2 separate regions of the Mus musculus genome follow, and region 1 is linked to region 2. The links are chromatin loops, found by intact Hi-C in ENCODE. Cell type or tissue: heart. All regions are shown on one strand.

Region 1 (5,000 bases), 91 kb before region 2:
ACTGTGAATTACAGGAGCTCAGCTTCCCCGGGGGTGCTGTTTACGAAGGGAAAAACAAAACAAGACAAAACACTAGCAAACCTGAGAAGACAGGGTTTTTCAGGGGTTGCCTGTTGAGCACCACTCAAAGATCTTGGTAACTCACCACCTCTGTGGGTTTGCTTCCTTATTTCTCAAATAACAGGACAAAACCGGAAAGGCTGGCTTAGCCCCTGCAGCTCCTACAGCCCAGGAACAACCTTGCTCACCGTGTGGGCCCTGAGTTATCAACACCATCTTTGCAGCCCAGACAGTCACAACCTTGAACAGTGGGACATTTCCTCCAGAGACAGACAGGACACAGAAGGAAGGAGTGATTCAAAAGTCAGAATTAAGAGGGAGAAATGGCTCTGTGACTAAGAGCACTTGCTGCTCTGGCAGAGGACCAGGTTCAGTTCCCAGCACGCACATGCTAATTCATAACTGTCCGTAGCTCCAGTCCCAACACCCTTTTCTCACCTCCACAAGCACTACCCACATATGGGAGGCAGACACCCTGTAGGCACAACACTTATACACATAAAATAAAAATAAATAAATCTTTGAAAAAAAATCAGGGGGCTGGAGAGATGGCTCTAAGGTTAAGAACATTCGAGGCTCTTGTAGAAGATCTGGGTTTAGTTCCCAGCACCACAGATGTCTGTAAATCCAGCTACAGGGGATCCAGCACCTCCTCTGGCCTCTGTGGACACCCACAGACACATCCACACGCACATATCCACAGAAACAAGAACTTAACATTTTTTAGAAAATATAATCAGAGACCACTGATCTCTGTCTCTGTGTCCTCGTCCCCTACCCCCACCCCCTTCAGAAGCCAAGGCTGCAAGGCTGCCAGAAGCCAGCTCCACCCACCTCTCTGCGTCTTTCATTTTTCCTCTATTTGTTATACTGTTTAGAGCCTAGGTGTTAAACATATTCCAGTCTCCCTGTTTCAACTTACTGAATTCTTGGATTACAGCATGTGCTATGTCCCCTAACTTTGTTTCCTGTTCTTTTCAGAAACTACTCCTTTCAAAAAGAAATCTTAGTACAGTGAAATACAAAACTTATTTACAAAGTAGAAGGTAAGCAAACTCTCAACTGTGAGAGTTAAGGAAACACTTTACTCTCAGACAAACACTGACACACACACAAAACCTAGGAGCCATTCTGACAGGAAAATTGTCCTTAGGAGGAGGAAGGACGGGCAAGGAGGGGAGGACAGGGGAGAGGGGGAGGGGGAGGGGAAGGAGAGGGGAGAGAAGGAGGGGGAGGGAAAGGGGGAGGGGGAGGGGGAGGGGAGAGGAACAGCAGCCTGGCAGAGAGAAAAGCAGCAGCCCCTATCCTGGCAGCACAAAGCCTGCAATCCCAGCCCTTGAGAAATAGAAGCAGGACCGTCAGGCGTTCACGGTCATCCACAGCTACATGGCAAGTTAGAAGTCAGCCTGTGTCATATGAGACACCGAAGTTTCCATTCACCTCTGAGCTATTGTACAATACTCATATTTTTAAGGTATTATCAGTTCCACTAGCTAATAAGTAGTTCTTCATTTAAATATTTTACGATGTATTTTTATTTTATATGTATGAATATTCTGCTCGCTTATATGTTAAATGTACTACATGCGTAGATTACATGTGGAAACCTGAAGAGGGGGCCGGATCCCCCAGAATTGGAATTACAGATGCTTGGAAACACCACATGGGTCCTGGGAATGGAACCCTGGTCTCTGAGCCAGGGCTCTTAACGGCTAAGCCATCTCTTCAGCCCTGGTCCTTCAGTTTCCATTCCTGACTTCAAGCAAACCTGGGCATCTTTTCTGTGTTTATGAATTATCTATCTTTGTCTTCTAGGTTTGGATTGGTTTCTCCTCCATTCTATGCTGGGTTAGAACTGTCCACCCAGGCTGCGCAGCCCTCCAGGAGCTAGTTTCCTGGGTGTGTTTATCACATATCCTCTGCCTATGTGGCGTGTGTCTCACTCTCTGCAAACCCCAAAAGGATGCCCTTTGCAGTGTGTACTGAAGTTGTGCTAAGAAGGCCTCTCCTTCTTACCTTGAGATCATAACAATATCCTCTTGTTGGGACTTAAAAAAAGCATTTTTTATTTTCCCCACTGAAACCCTTGAACTCCTTTAAATATATATATTTCTATTCATAACTTGAGATGGACAGAGAATCATATCCTCTTCCTCTCCCACAAAGCACTGACTAGTGGAGACTGAGGACACCTGAAATACTCAGGAGCAGACGATGTGGACATTCTCAGACAGCGCCATGGCTAAGAAGGCCAACACTGCCGCCGCCTCACTCCCACCCCCACCCCCGACAGAAGTCTCCAGGTTCCTGTGTCTAGAGAGGGTCTGGCTTCTGCAATGGTTTGCTGTGTTGGACAAATACCTCAGATACTCCATTTAAGACTGACTTCATAGTTGGGTATGGTAGTGCAAAGTGAATTATGGCCAGGGCTGCTACACAGAGAAAGTATGTCTAGAAAAAGCAAAACAAACAACAACAACAACAACAACAACAACAACAAGAGACTAACTTTGCAAGTCTCACTTTCCAATACTCCTCTGTCTCAGGTGGTAAAACTCAAAACAAAGGCAGAGCTGCCATACTCCGAGTTGCCCACAAGAGGGCAGCAGTACGAACACAGGCTCTCCAGCTTTCATTAAGAAACCCTCATTCTCAAGGCAGCCAGCTTGGCGGCAGCACCATCTTCACCAGTCCACAAGACAACTCTGGATTCTGTGCCACTACAGCTCGTCCTTTTACTGAGAACCAGTTTCCCAAACACCCTAACTCGGAGGAGCTTAGCGCCAAGTGTGCTGAACGACCCAGGCTGTCTGGATATGCTTCCATTCCTGGTAAGGCAGGTCAGGCCTAGGCAAATGCTGATGCCAACCCAAGTGTCCTTTATGCTGCTCAGCACAGCTCGGACAATGCGGTGAGTTGGTAGGGTCCCAAGAGATTGGTGAGAGAGGGCAGATCTGCCCTGTTTCCACCATGGTTGCCTCCAGGGCACAGTGGGGTTCCCTGGGTGTAAAACCCCAAGTGAAGAGGTAATCCCAGCTCCACCTCCCTGTACCTCCTAGCCTCTGCCTTGCTACAGCCTTGGGGAGGCATCGGCTCCCACAGGACAGCATCCAGACCTTAAAGAGGCCCCCAGACTCCGAGCATTTCTCAAGTTCTCATACACGGGCTCAGACTCAAGCCTGCACTTTATCATCAACAGCCTCATAGAAACCAGGGAAAGCTGCAGTCGTGTGACTCCCCGAGACCTGGAAAAGATGCTATCTGCCAGGCCAGAGCATTTTCTGTTCATCAGTAGAAGATTATATTCTTAGTGGAAGGGCACAAGTGCACACAGACACACACTTACTTTTCTGTTGCTGTGATAAAGAAAAAAGAAAAACCCACCCTGGCCAAAAGCAATTTAGGAAAGAAATGGGTTTATTTGGCTCACAATCCCAGGCTGCAGCCCACTATAGAGTGGAAGTCAATGCAGAAACACGAAAGACCACATCCATAGCCAAGAGCAGAGGGCCAGAGAACACGTGGGCTGTGGTTGCTTGTTCTCAGCTATCTTGCTTCAGTCTCAGTTCAGGACCCAGCATAGACTGGCGCACCCCAGAGCAGGCTAGGTGTGGATGCTTGAATAGGAATGGCTCCCACAGGCTAACATATTTGAATGCTTGGTCATTAGGGAGTGGCACTACTTGAGAGAAATTAGGGGGTATGGCCCTGTTGGAGTAGGTGTGGGGCCTTATAGGAGGAAGTGTGTCACTGGGGGAAGGCTTTAAGGTTTTAAATGCTCAAGCTAAGCCCAGTGTCACATTGTCCTCCTGCTGTCTGTGGATCTGGATCCAGATGTAGAACTCTCATCTTTTATAGCACCACTTCTACCTGTATGTTGCCATGTCGCCTGCCATGAGAACAATGAACTAAACATCTAAAACTGGAAGCAGTTATTTCAGTTTCAGTTAAGAATAACTGAAAAGCCGGGGCCTAGCAAACACAGAAGTGGATGCCCACAGTCAGCTAATGGATGGATCACAGGGCTCCCAATGGAGGAGCTAGAGAAAGTACCCAAGGAGCTAAAGGGATCTGCAACCCTATAGGTGGATCAACATTATGAACTAACCAGTACCCCGGAGCTCTTGACTCTAGCTGCATATGTATCAAAAGATGGCCTAGTCGGCCATCACTGGAAAGAGAGACCCATTGGACACACAAACTTTATATGCCCCAGAACAGGGGAACGCCAGGGCCAAAAAGGGGGAGTGGGCGGGTAGGGGAGTGGGGGTGGGTGGGTATGGGGGACTTTTGGTATAGCATTGGAAATGTAAATGAGCTAAATACCTAATAAAAAATGGAAAGAAAAAAAAAAGAATAACTGAAAAATGTTATTCTTTATAATAGTTCTCTTGGTCACCATGTCTCTTCACAGCATCAGAACACTGACTATCAAGACAATCCTCTACAGACATACCCACAGGCCAGCTATTCCAGAGAATCCCTCAACAAACTCCCTTCCCAGATGATTCTACGTTATGTCAAGTTGACAATTAAAACCAAGCAACACACACACAGATACACACATACCACACACACACCACACACACTAACATACATACACACACAGATATACACTCACATTCACCCACTCACATATACCTATACCTATACATATACATATGCACACACACATATACAGAGACACACACACATGCATACATAAACACATACACACAAAGACACACAAACAGGCACACACAAATACACATACATACCACATCACACACACTCCCACATCACACACACATACACACAGATACAGATACATACCACACCATATACAACACATACACATGCACACAGATACACACATGCACACAGACACACACACACAGGTATACACACAAATGCACATACATACCACACATATACACAGAGGTATGTATACATACCATACC
Region 2 (5,000 bases):
GAAGTAGGCCACAGAGGCCCTTGGGTGGGTGTTGATGTCTGTAAGACCTAGGGACACAATGGCCTTGATCTATGTCCAGCAGTGACCATTAGGAGTGCACTTAACCTAGCAGTGCTTGTGTGCTGTCTGGGTCATGGACAAAGGCAGCTCAGGGAACTGCAGCCATTCACAATCAAGTCAGTGAGGGAACAGGAAGAAACCCAATGGACTGAGTTGGGCTATGAGAGGGGGCCATTCATTTAGAGATAAAGTCAGGAAGGGAATGGTCCTTGCTCTCAGTAATGATCCCTAACCCAGGTCCTTCTTCTGGCTGCCTCTCTCTGAGATGAGGCTTTGCCTCCCCTTGGGGAGGGCAGCATGCAGAGCCCGGAGCTCTTGCTGTTCTCCATGGTGGTGATGCACACCACAGCCTCGCTGAGAACAGCCACATTGCCAGGCTTCAGGGTGTAGTTGAAGTAGACTGCCATTTTGGTTTTACAGCAAGGTTCCCTGAGACATTAGTAATAGAAGTTGTCCTTCACAGATGGTCTTCTGAGTCACATTTTAATAATTATGGAGGTTTATGGATACACCTGCCCAAGCACACAGGAAGACCAGAGGACATTTGTGTTAGTTCTTGATACCATAAAGTTCTCAAGGAAGACATCCGGTTATCCGTGCTTTATCCATGTTGTGTATATTCTTTCCACGCCAAGAACAAATGCTTGCTATAGTGAAAATACAAGTTTCATAAATGCTGTCCATGGGTGATGCGTGTCGAGGCTGGAGGTGGAGGACTTAAAAGCACCTATAGAGACTCCCCTTTGCTGCACTCTACACCTCTGGACGTAACTAGGTTCTTGCATTTTCTTCCTCTGTGGCTCCTAGGGCTAGGATTGAACCTAGGGCACTGTGAGTGCTAGGCAACTGCTCTACCACTGAGCTACATCCCAGGTTGGGAACTCCATTCATCCTCTACAACAATTACAGGGCAGATTAGGTGAAGAGACTCAGCTGGCGATTTGACCACCCCAAGAATGGTCCTTGAGACTGGCTGACAGAATACTTTCAAGACTGGGGATGGTTAGCCATCTTGGAGAGATAAGGAGGGGGCTCAGTTCACATCGTGCACTAAGGACAGTTTAGCCTGGGAAAGGCTGGTATGAAACTATTGTTTAAAAGATTTATTTTATACACACACACACACACACACACACACACACACACACACACACACACGAGTACAGTGTTCAGACATACAAGAAGAGGGCATTGAACCCTATTACAGATGGCTGTGAACCACCATGTGGCTGCTGGGAATTGAACTCAGGACTTCTGGAAGAGCAGTCAGTGCTCTTAACTGCTGAGCCATCTCTCCAGCCCTGAAACTATTATCTACCTGCCCAAGTGTGAGTCAGGCTATTCTTCCCATCTGGGTGCATTTACCAAACCAGCCATACACCATGCCGAGGACCTGTGGATGAGGAAGGTATAGCCAGGCTCAAGCTCCTTCCAGGTACTAAGATGAACAAGGACACCCAACTCAGTATAGTAGTATCTTTGTAGTATGTCCTAAAGACTCACCTAATTTTCTAGTGTCTACAGATGGCCCTTTCTAGGTCAGGGTCAGCTCAGAGGAAGAACGTGTCCTACACACACACACACACACACACACACACACACACGAGTACAGTGTAGCTGTCTTCAGACACAACAGAAGAGGGCATTTGATCTTATTACAGATATTTGTGAACCATCATGTGGTTGCTGGGAATTGAACTCAGGACCTCTGGAAGAGCAGTCAGTGCTATTAACTGCTGAGCCATCTCTGCAGCCCTGAAACTGTCCTATGGCAGAGTAATCAAAGCCTCTGCTCTGCTTCTCTGGATGTTGAGCTTTTAAAAGCCCTGGTTTGTCAGCAACCGTCTGGAAACCCACAGGATTGCCTCCTCCACACATTTACTCTCTGGCTCACCTCTAGTCTCAGAAAGTCATACAATTCCACAAACCATAAACGATCACCTGGAAGAAACACTTCCTTAATATCCTCTGAGATCTGCCAGGATAAAAGGGTAACTTCAACTGTCCCTCTCATGTCCCAGGCTTGCACAGGCATGCTCTCCACCAGAGACATGTGGCCTGTGCTGTAGCTCCTTGCACTGTGGCTGCCCTGCAGCTTCCCCCCAGCGCTGCTGAGATTAAGAAACTTTTCTTTCTTCTTCTTCTTATTTATTTATTTATTTTTATATGTGACTTCACTGTAGCTGTACAGAAGATGGTTGTGAGCCTTCATGTGGTTGTTGGGAATTGAATTTTTAGGACCTTTGCTTCCTCTGGTCAACCCTGCTCGCTCCAGTCATCCCCGCTTGCTCCTAGTTGGCCCCGCTTGCTCAGTCCCTGCTTGCTCTGGCCCAAAGATTTATTTATTATTATACATAAGTACACTGTAGCTGACTTCAGATGCACCAGAAGAGGGCATCAGATCTCATTACTGGTGGTTGTGAGCCACCATGTGGTTGCTGGGATTTAAACTCAGGACCTTCAGAAGAGTAGTCAGTACTCGTACCCACTAAGCCATCTTGCCAGTCCCAAGAAACTTTTGTTTTCAAGGATTCATTATCCTACTTCAGCCTCCAGGAGGATAATCTCAATTCTGTAATTTACCAGATGTGCCTAATCTACATTGCCATCCTAGATGAGAGGTGACAGATCTTCTCCAACCCTGACATTAAGTACTGCTGGGGTATGATCCTAAGACCTGGAGAGCAGAGAGGACACCAGAGCCCTGCATAGATGCCTGGCAGTCCAAGACAAGTCAGAATGCCTACCTCACACACCTGTCCCAACACGTCTCCAGACCCCATTATGATGGAGGTGATCCAGTCCACCTAATACAACAATGTGCTGGAGGACAAAGGCGGAGTGCAAGAGCTGGAGAGATGGCTTATAGCCTAAGAGCTTTTGTTTCTCTTTCAGAGGACCTACTTGGTACCTAAAATCATCTATAGCAGGGGATCTGATTCCCCCTTCTGGCCTTTGAAGGAATAACAGGGTGGTCATATACACATTTTCAAGGTAAACTAAGGGTGAGGAACTAAGCTTGGGGTGAGATTATCCAGGGTGGGAAAAGTTCATTGGCTGAAAGCTAAGGTATGAGGTGCCTCATTAGCATAGAGAGGTGGCCCAGGTGTTGGGTATGTGACTGATCACCTTTGTTGGGGGTCACCTGGTTTCCAGTACTCTTGCCGGTCTCAAGTTTTGAGATGTCTAGGATTTGAACATGGTCTGCCTTGACAGTTCCATGCCGGTTCCTCATGTGGCATGGTCCACAGGCACTACATATGGCCATGCCTCTTTTGGCCTTTATATGTCATGCTCTCAGCAAGACTAAAGATGATGTAACATGTGACAGCCTTTGAACTCATCTCCACAAAAGTGCCCTTGATGTCCTATCAGGACCGCGCTAATTTATACTCTCAGCCTCCTCCTGGATGCCAGCAGCACTGGATGTGCCGAAACAATGCTCTGAAGCCCTCCTCGGTGCATCCTCGGCAGGAGTGGAACCCCAGTCTCTGTGGGGAAATGCCCTTCTCAGTGATACCTAGACCAGGGCATTTTCTGTGCTCAAATTTTAGAATAAACATAAGAAAGTTCATCTTCTTGATTGCACCATACTTTTGTTAGATACAATTTCTAGCCCCAAGTCACCCTGGTGCTTTGTCCCTGAACCACACAGCCATGTTCATTTTTTTCTATCACATCCTGCACACAGTCATGAAGGTCTGTACACAATGTGACTTCCTCAGCTCTCACTGGCTTCTGAGCCTGAAGCACTTAACATTTGGTGAGTTCATAACTCTCTGCTTTTGACTTAAGCTGTTGATAGTGAAGGTTCTTAGGTTCTCGGCTTGAAGACTTATAGAAACTCTCACCGTCTCTACACAGTGATGTACAAATAACCACCAGGTCCTAATCTACAACCACGAGACTGGAAAGCCTGCAGCCAGATGAGGTCCATGTTGAGGCAGCAGAAGTCTCTGCAATGCTCTCTGCAGTGGGATTCACTGTTACTGTTTCCAAGATCATCTCTGGGACTCTAAAACTTCACCATCCCTCTGTAAACCGAGGGTTTTATCCAGAGAGGAGTATGAATCCTGAGTCCTCTTTGTTGAAATGGGCTTAACTTAATCATGAAAGATACACCTCAGATCCTGGATAAATCCTGCTCAGTCACCCACATAGTTAGCAACCACGCATTGATCAGATGTGTGTGGGCATCCACATTTCTTCACACTAACTCATTCTCCGTGTTTTAGGAACACACGCCTGCAGAGGAAACATCAGGTCACCTCTTCTTCAGATCTGATTCTTTAGCATGACTTACCACCCCCTAATTATTCCATTTTCAGCACCTTTATGGTTGAGAATAAGACTTGTATATATTGCAATTCTCTCTGCTTGAAGCAAAGCTACATGGTTAATAACTTGAAGGGTCCTTATGGTCTGTTTTTGCCCGCCAATTCAGCAAGTGACAATTGAGCTGATAGAGTCAGGTCATCTGAGGGTCCTGCCTCAACCTCATCACCTGTAGGCACAGCATTGGCAGCAAACTCCGACCATGCTGCCTGCAGGTGAAATTTGCGGTTACTGTCTAGTTGTATGGTCACATGATCCACAACAGATTTCCCATGCCCCTTTCATTTATTCTCATCTGGACCTCCTCATAATCTATGGGGCAGTGAATAAACCTCTGTGAGCTGGATATAGGGTACTAGTCTACGTCTGGATAATTTTGGAATGGCACCTTCTTCACACATGCCTTTTAGCTGTAATTGAACAACACCCAAAACAACTCTTGAGCAGATAAACTCTTCAGGACCTTATCTGAAGTGTCACAGCCAAAAGACTGGTAGTCCCTCTCCATCAGGGGCTTCTCACTGAGACACTAAGTAATGTTTCCTGAACAATACTGCCCTCTGCTGGTTATATATATATATATACATATATATATATATATACAT

What was found. Peaks named below come from ENCODE experiments on the same cell type or tissue, not always from the same donor. Only the 100,000 strongest peaks of a DNase experiment are listed, where the experiment ranks them.
Region 1: it touches region 2 in a loop (9-fold over the local background); 23 of 42 quality-filtered maps call a loop at or near these places.

Annotation. Positions count from the first base shown.
Region 1 is chr14:24,179,476-24,184,475 of GRCm38, forward strand. All of the region lies in intron 5 of Dlg5 (discs large MAGUK scaffold protein 5), which reads right to left. Among named protein-coding and RNA genes, the nearest start is that of Gm52143, 30 kb to the right of the region's middle. In heart, a CTCF peak has its summit at 2,652 (motif pointing right); a DNase peak (open chromatin) is centred at 2,756; H3K27ac peaks cover 815 bases.
Region 2 is chr14:24,270,790-24,275,789 of GRCm38, forward strand. No RefSeq gene overlaps it. Among named protein-coding and RNA genes, the nearest start is that of E330034G19Rik, 20 kb to the right of the region's middle. In heart, CTCF peaks have their summits at 3,012 (motif pointing left) and 4,930 (motif pointing left); no DNase peak of the experiment used is centred here.